Linked DNA regions of Mus musculus: region 2 is linked to region 1. The links are chromatin contacts, found by Hi-C or POLR2A ChIA-PET in ENCODE. All regions are on one chromosome and are shown on one strand. The core of a region is the stretch at or near the end of the contact, and the rest is flanking DNA. Distances in the headings are between cores, read along the strand shown. Region 1 overlaps Frmd4a (FERM domain containing 4A). Region 2 overlaps Frmd4a (FERM domain containing 4A).

Region 1 (4,182 bases), core at 958-3,457:
GGTCATCCAGGGCCACATATCAAGATCCCATCTCAAAACAAAACAAAACACCCAAAAATAAAACAAACACAGAAAGCAAACAAAATTTAAATGTAAAGCAAAACAAAAACAAATTTCTTTTCTAGCTTCCACTCCCCCAAGCACAGCCCTGGTGTGCTTTGTCGGAAACAGTAAGGCACGTCGGGGCTTTTCAGACTTGTGTCTTGTCTTTCGAATGTGTTCAGAAAAAAATCAAAAGTTCTAAATGAAGACAGGGTAGGAGCCTGGAGGCAGGAACTGAAGTCGGGGAGCTGCTTACTGGCTTATTTTCCATGGCTTGCTCAGTGTTCCTTCCTATACACCAAGACCACCTGCCCAGGAGTGGAACAGCCCACAGTAAGCTGGGTGTTCCCATACGGCTCATTAATCAAGGAGGTGCCATAGGCAATTTGATGGAGGTGTGTTCTCATTCGAATGGTGTCTTCCCAAATGACCCTAGCTTGTGTGAAGGTGACAAAAACCGCTCAGCACAAATGCTGTGCAGAGAAGACTCAACCCCCAAATGCCCTAAAGTATCAGCAAATGGGATTTAAAAACAATGAAATCTGCCACGGGTGTGCATTCCCTTCTGCAACGCTCCTTGCTTGTATGTATGAGGTCGTGTATAAAGACGAGGCAGAACCCCCAAAAGTTGCCGAGAATACATTATAACATGTCCTGTGAGCTTTTGCAGACACCCTCCACCCACTCTCAGGAAATATTGCTTGCATCCTTGACCCAGTGAAATTTTCCCTTTTACCTTCCACCAGCCTCGCAGATTTCAGCTCCTGCCAATCATCACATACCACATTCCAATAAGAAACATCCCTTAGCTAATATCACTCTTGCCAATGGGCAGTTGTCCTGGATATCTTTGTTATGATGTAGAATCAGAGGAGGGAATGACACACATACACACATGTACACACATGTACACATCTGTCTTGGCTTAGCAATAAAAGTGAACAACGAGAGGATCATGGAGACCAAAGGTCACCCCGCCTCTCCATAGGTTATGGTCTCCTGCTTCCTCCCAGCTGCTAACCACCTTTAACATTTGTGTAGAAATAACTCACTGCCTAGGTTGCTCTTGACCTCCGGATTAATGAAATGGTACCCAGTGGACATTTGGCCCTGAGGGTCAATATCAGCCTACCTCTTAGTTTGCATTTGTGGTCAAGTACTGAGACTTTTAGCACATCAAAACCTGAAACCCGCCCAGCAGCAGTGACGCTGGCTGTCACAGCATTCTGCCAGTTATGCTAGTAGTAAAAGCAAGAGTATTTTTTTTCTTTCTTTCTTTTCTAAAGCATGTGAATGCAAAAATAAATGCCATATTTCCGAATGGTCTTGTTGATTCAGCTGGCAGCATCAAGGTCTTAGGGGGCATAAATAGGTCTGTCTCCCAAGGAGCTCCCTGTAAAGAAGAGATCCTCACATTCCTTAGATCAAAGCCTGAGGGAACAACAGCTGCTTTAATCTCCGTGACCATCAGACCCTTCTGTGCAGCCCCAGTCACAGAGGTGTGGGTTAGTTGTGGCTAACGGCTCAATTTCATTACCGGGATCAGGATTTGTGTGAAATCCTTCTGTTTTGCAACCATCAGACCTGTGGACAGACTGACCCTCTGGCCGTCAGAAGCCACGATAAGAAGAAAGCAGAAAATACTAACTCAGTGGGGCTTTGAGACAGCCCAGGGTGAAATGTGAGCCTCAACAGACACCTTCCTATAGAGGCAGTGCTCATTAGCCACAGATCAGCACTTGCGATTCTATCCTTGCCATGTGTATTGAATGAAAGCTATCCTTTGGGAAGGGACTGGCCAGTCAGGCCTTGTTACATATTCAGTAGACAGCATTTACTTATTTATTTGATGTGCACTTAGGGGGGCTTTTATGTCTGCTTAGATGCACAATTAGAAGCACTCCCAGGTCCCTTCCAAGGCATTAGGAGGAGGAATCCAAGTATCTGGAGCATCCGGAGCAGCCAGCGTGGCTTCCTAAGAGCCCTGAGAGTAGTTCAGAGACAGGGCCGGTGGCTCCAGTATTTGATGGGTTCTTGTCACCTCCCCCAGATGAGTAAAGATTTTTTTTTATTCTATTAGATGATGAGACAGGAAGCGAAAATAATATTTACAGGAAATATTCCATTAGCTATGAGCCGGCTCCCAGGGGGATGGCTCTGCTCAATGACTCAGAGCGATAAGGATGCTGCTCCTCGCTGACTTGGTCCAGCTTCTGTTTGGGCAGCTTTGACTCATTGCTGGCTGCAGAGCCCTCTAACTTTGCCTGTCCCTGGCTAGGTGCCTTGCTTCTCCCAGCTTGTCTGTTCTCCTTGGAAACCACACCTCTATACACACCAGAGGAAGCTCTAGTTAATGTGTTTAGCATTCTTTGCAGCCTTCCTCCTTCACGGTTCAGGATCAAAGAGCCACCCCTTGTCTATCGTTGCTTAGATCATAATGCTAAGCTGAGTGGGCCTGCAAAGGCTCAGTGCCTATGGCTGACACTGGTCCTTGCAGTGGGTCAGCAGGGAGAGCTAGCCTTAAAGCTGTAGAGCAGGTACGTAGAGGAGATGGATGGGGGAAGGACAGAAGTTACCAGAATGACTCCAATCCAGGAACAGTGGCTCAGACCTGGAACCCCAGCACTTGGGAAGCGGAAACCTGGAGTTTCAGGCCAGCCTTGGCTACAGAGCAAGACCCTGCCCCCATCAAGGGCTGGAATGTGGCTCAGAGGTTGTACGCTTGTCTGGCATGGCCACATACACACACACACAAGTGCTTTTTAAACCAGCAACCTTTGCCAAAGTGAATGATGGGAATTTGTTCACATCTGGTGTGGGGCTGGGGAGCTGTGGCTCATTAGCCTCTACGCGTCCCTTTACTGTGACGTGGTAACTGAAAGGCACAGACAGGATGGATGTAACCCAGTTGTCTCCACCTTGAGTGAGTTCACTTCTCCAAGACTCTCCCACTGTCAAGATGAGGGAGCATATACCCTTGGCACAGCAACCATCATTACAGTCTCATCTGCCCTTGGCTTAGCAAGCATCATTACCATCTCTTTTATACTGAACCTGACAGGCAGACAGAAGCACAAACAATGCCCCTTTGTTAAGGGGAGATTGCTTCCTCGGTTATTGAGTCTGGGAACCCAGGGTCCCTCTGTTCCCACAGGTTACTGGGGAGCCTCTTCTGAGCATGCCCAGGGCACCAGCTCATGTTGCACTCTTCTGGGAAGAGTGTTCCTATCAGCCTGTTGCTACCTTTGAGAAAAACATTTGTCTTTGAGCAGAGAAAAATCTCACATTGTCTCACATAGGTGGATAAGTTTGTTTTGTTTTGAGATAACAACTCACTAGATAACCAAGGCTGGATTTGAACTTACCATGTAGGCCAGGCTAGCCTCAAACTCTAAATCATCCAGTCTCACCTGCCCATGTAGCTGTGACTACAAGCTTGTGCTACCTACCATACCTGGCTCCTGTGTGTGTGTGTGTGTGTGTGTGTGTGTGTGTGTGTGTGCACCTGCACAGGTGTCAAAGGACAACCTCCAGGGTCATTCCTCAGACACTTAACCTTTTCCTCTTGAGACAAACTCCCTCACTGCCCTAGAATTCCCTATGTAAGCTACACTGGCCATCCAGCAAACCTGCCTGCTTTGCCTCCACGGTGCTGAAATAAAAACATACGACACTACCACACCCTGCTCCCCCCATATGGGTTCTGGGGACCAAACTCAAGTCCTTATATCTGCAAGGGAAGCACATTAGCAACTGATCTATCTTTAGCCTGAGAACACCAATTTCTAGATAGATAACCCCATGTCTACCTTAAACTGTTCTCTGTATGAACCAATGCCCAAGCCAGATCTGATTAGATGGCTAGGGTAGTTTCCTTCCCCATCTGACATGTCTGTTGTGGCATGTGGTCTCCCTGGGTCCATAAACTTCCTATTCCAATGCCTAGTCTCCTAGACATCTTGTCCTCCCTGGCCCTACAGCACGTGCACCGACACCGAGAAAGACCATATAAATAGCCACATTGATGGTGTGGACAGTAGGGGTCAAACAGGACACTGGGTATTTATAACACTCAAATAAACACCCAGACAGACAACATAGCAGCGCCCATGAGACTGGCAAGCTTCTGAACTTTGCGGA
Region 2 (3,642 bases), core at 734-3,233, 41 kb before region 1:
GAGGCTGATGTTCGTAAGAACTATGAGTGACCAGACTGCAGTGCCCTATCAGCCATGTCCAACAGCGTGGGACAGAAACAGACGTCCACACGGTTGTAGATATTTAGGTTTTTCTGTGGCCGACATGAACTAAATATGAATGTTTGCCTCAGTGTCTTCAAGCTTCATTTTTCCTTTTTGACTAAACGCCGACATTGCAAGCCCATCCCACGTCTGGGAAACTCCTAAGACTTAGCACTGTGCCACACACTTAGCACTGTGCCACGCACTTAGCACTGTGCCACGCACTTGATCAAGTTACTTGGATTCCGATACCCTTTTCTTGGCTACAATTTTCTGTGCCACCCACATGTCCCAGCTGTACACTGAGACATTATCCCAGAAGGCAGGGTGATGTGCACATAAATATTGACTTCACCAGGAGTTCAGTATCGGACCACTTGCTATTTTTTTGGTGCCTGACTGACGGTGTTTTTCTTTGCACTTGCCTGCTTGCACTTTGCAGACTCCAGGTTGAGCATAGGGCCTTACCCGCTTTAGGCGAGTACTCTACCGCTAAGCTATATCTTGGGCTCTCTTTTTACTGTTTTTTTTAAAAAAAAAAACACACCAAGTTATCCAGGCTAGCCTTAAACTCACCATATAGTCCATGCTATCCTTGAACTAAAATTTTTCTGCCTTGGCCCCCTGAAGAGCTGGAATTTCAGACCTGCACCACCATACCCAACTCCTACGGTGTTTTAGAACTACGCTGTTGAAGTAAAATAAGCTATTTACCATGCCTCTTTGCAGACCTACTTCCATTTATATTTTAAAATATTAAGTTGTATTTTTGATACTGAGCAGAGCAGCTGAGAGGAGACTCCGCAGTTAAGAACACTTGTCATTCTTACAGAGGACCCAGGTTTGGTTTCCATCAACCACATAGTGGCTCACAGTTGTCTGTAACTCCTGTCTTAGGAGACCTCATGTACCTTGGTCACCAGGTACTCACATGCCATATATAGATGCATGCAGACAAAACACATATACAAAATAAAAACAAATTAGAAAACATCTTTTAAAAAATTATTTAAAGAAGTCAGGGACTGGGTTTAATCAGAACTAGGAGTGTGTAGTGACTAGTGAGAGGCCCTGTTTAATCCCCAACACAACACAAAGTGTGTGTGTGTGTGTGTGTGTGTGTGTGTGTGTGTTGTTATTATTAAAGTAATAGGAAACAGCTTAAGGGGCAACGAGAGGTCCAATGGTGGCTCAGCAGTCATAGTGCTCGTCTCCAAACCTGGAAACTGAGTTTGACCTCCCAGGACACACATGGCAGAAGCAGGGACCAACCTCCCACAGGGTGTCCTCCGACAGCCATCCCTGTTCACACGTACACAAGCACAGACACTGTCCTAAACCATGGAGGTCAAATGGCTCCTGAAGGCCCATTAGCAAAGGTGACCATCTCCTACACACCCAAGGCCTGCCCTCTAGAGTCATGTTGCTGCTGCTTCTATTATTTGCCGCTTTCTTTCTAAATAAATGTCCCAGACCTTCCAGATCTGTCCCCTCTCCATTCATGAATTCCTTGTAAGAGAGACTGGGATCAGTGTGTCCCCGAAGCCACCCACACTCTCCCTCTCCTGGGTTTCTCGGGGTAGTTGCATTGCTTCTGGGTAAAAGCCATAACAACCGTCAGCGTGACATTATGACTAACCCAAGCATCTCCCCGTGGCTGTGATTCCTTTCTTTCTTTTTTCTTTTTTTAAACAATGAGTTGTTTTACCTAAAGGGATTCGTTGTCTTGTTTTCGCTTGTTTGGCTTCTCTGAGCCGTTGGCTTTTGCTCACAGTTCCCACCCATTCCCAGATCTATTCTCGTACTCTGTCTCAACATCAATGGCGATTCATCAACAACCTCTGGTTTGAGTTCTGTGACTGCTGCTGCTAGTGATTTCCTGAGTCTTCCTCCTGGAACCCTCTGCCCTCCAGTTCCAACACGAACTTGGCTGGGTTTCATAACTCCTTCGTGGGAGGCCACCTTCCTGTCTGGGTCTTTCCCCACCCCCGCTCTGTATTAGGTCATCTGTCTTCTGGGTTTTGTTTGCTTGTTTGTTTTACACTGATGTTTTCCTGGACAGCATCCCCAAGTAAATCTAGAGAAAGGATATCCTTACACGTCTGAAAATGTGTTTATCCTCCCTTCATGGCATCTTAGAACAGTGGTTCCCAACCTGTGGTCACGACCTCTTGGGGGTTGAAGGACCCTTTCCCAGGGGTTTCCTAAGACCATCGGAAAGCACATATTTCTGATGGTTTTAGGAACTGAGACACCACTCCTCTATCATCTCTAGGAAGGTCCACGCACCTGTAGATGCTGTCACGTGAGTACCTGGCATGATGGCATTGCACCAACCCCATCACATACCCTGAACAAATACAGGTGTACATGACAGGATTAGCATAATAATGTATTTAGGTGGACCAATCATGCATGTGTAGAGAACAGTTACTATGTTGAAAGCAGCAGAATTGGAGGTAAAATGACCCTTTATGAATTATAATTACTAGGTAAAGTGTGTGTGTGTGTGTGTGTGTATGTGTGTGTGTGTGTGTGTGTACCATGCAAACTTAATCTGGATACTGACCCATCTTTTTATATACAGCTGTGGTTGATATGAATACTGCCCCATTGCTTTAGTAACAGTAGCAAAATAGGAGTTACAAAGTAGCAACAGAAATAATGTTATGGTTGGGGGTCACCACAACATGAGGAACTGTGTCAAATAGTCACATCATTAGTTAGGAAGGTTGAGAGAACCATTGGCTTAGCAGTTTGATTAGATGTGGGACTACCACATAACAGCATCTCTCAGAATATCAGGTGATGTATTGGAAATGTCCCCCCACTCCCCATGCTGTCTCCCAACAGCTGGATCTTTGGCGGCCTTTCTCTGCATTCCTCTTGATCTAAAATTTCAGTAGTGCTGGTCTCTGTAGACACTTTGTATCTCTTGGCTGGTAGGTAGATACTTTTATTCTGGAGACTCATATTCTTCCTGATATCTCCTTGTTATCTCTTCCTTCACCCCACCCCCCACCCCTTGGAAGTGCTAGGAATCAGAAGCTAGGGCAGGCTTGTGTCCAGGGTTCCATTTCTGGCTTTTATTCTGTTTTCTGAAAGGCTTCTGTCAGCAATACCTTTCATCTGTTCTTTTGGTTTTTAACCATGATGAGTGTGTGTATGTGTGTGTGTGTGTGTGTGTGTGTGTGTGTGAGAGAGAGAGAGAGAGAGAGAGAGAGAGAGAGAGAGAGGTATGTATTATGTATGTTTCAAAGAATACCTTTGTATTTCTGCTTTCTCTCTCTCTCTCTCTCTCTCTCTCTCTCTCTCTTAAATATCCTATTTTCAGTCTAGAAAGATGGCTCAGAAGGTAGAAGGCTTTCTGTTCATGGAGAGGAACCCAGTTAGTTTCCCTTCCCCCACATCGAGCAGCTCACAACCGCCTGTGACCCCACTCCAGGGGATCCAGTGCCTTTTACTGACCTCCACGGGCACACACACATGCCTGGAATGCACACATACACACAAATCAAAAGAAATATTTGATATTGGACTCCTGGTGTCAACCTCTAGCCTCTATATTCATAAAAATAA

What was found. A loop is a pair of places that touch in the nucleus more often than their neighbours do. ChIA-PET counts read pairs that join two places held with the same protein, here RNA polymerase II (POLR2A).
Region 2: a loop to region 1 is called in a map of heart, with 6 times the contacts of the local background. The contact joins two enhancer-like sites. A Hi-C loop is called at or near these places in 12 of 37 maps with a recorded cell type or tissue (Patski, adrenal gland, gastrocnemius and 2 more). POLR2A ChIA-PET finds 5 or more read pairs at or near these places in 3 of 5 experiments (Patski and embryonic stem cell).

What each region holds. Positions count from the first base shown.
Region 1 is chr2:4,540,489-4,544,670 of GRCm38, forward strand. All of the region lies in intron 11 of Frmd4a (FERM domain containing 4A), which reads left to right. Among named protein-coding and RNA genes, the nearest start is that of Gm39751, 29 kb to the left of the region's middle. Within about 2 kb of position 2,208, at least 1 of the 3 ENCODE cell types and tissues checked has a DNase peak (open chromatin) inside an H3K27ac peak, as active enhancers do.
Region 2 is chr2:4,499,822-4,503,463 of GRCm38, forward strand. All of the region lies in intron 5 of Frmd4a (FERM domain containing 4A), which reads left to right. The region is part of intron 3 of Gm39751 (a long non-coding RNA gene); the gene reads right to left. Among named protein-coding and RNA genes, the nearest start is that of Gm39751, 12 kb to the right of the region's middle. Within about 2 kb of position 1,984, at least 1 of the 3 ENCODE cell types and tissues checked has a DNase peak (open chromatin) inside an H3K27ac peak, as active enhancers do.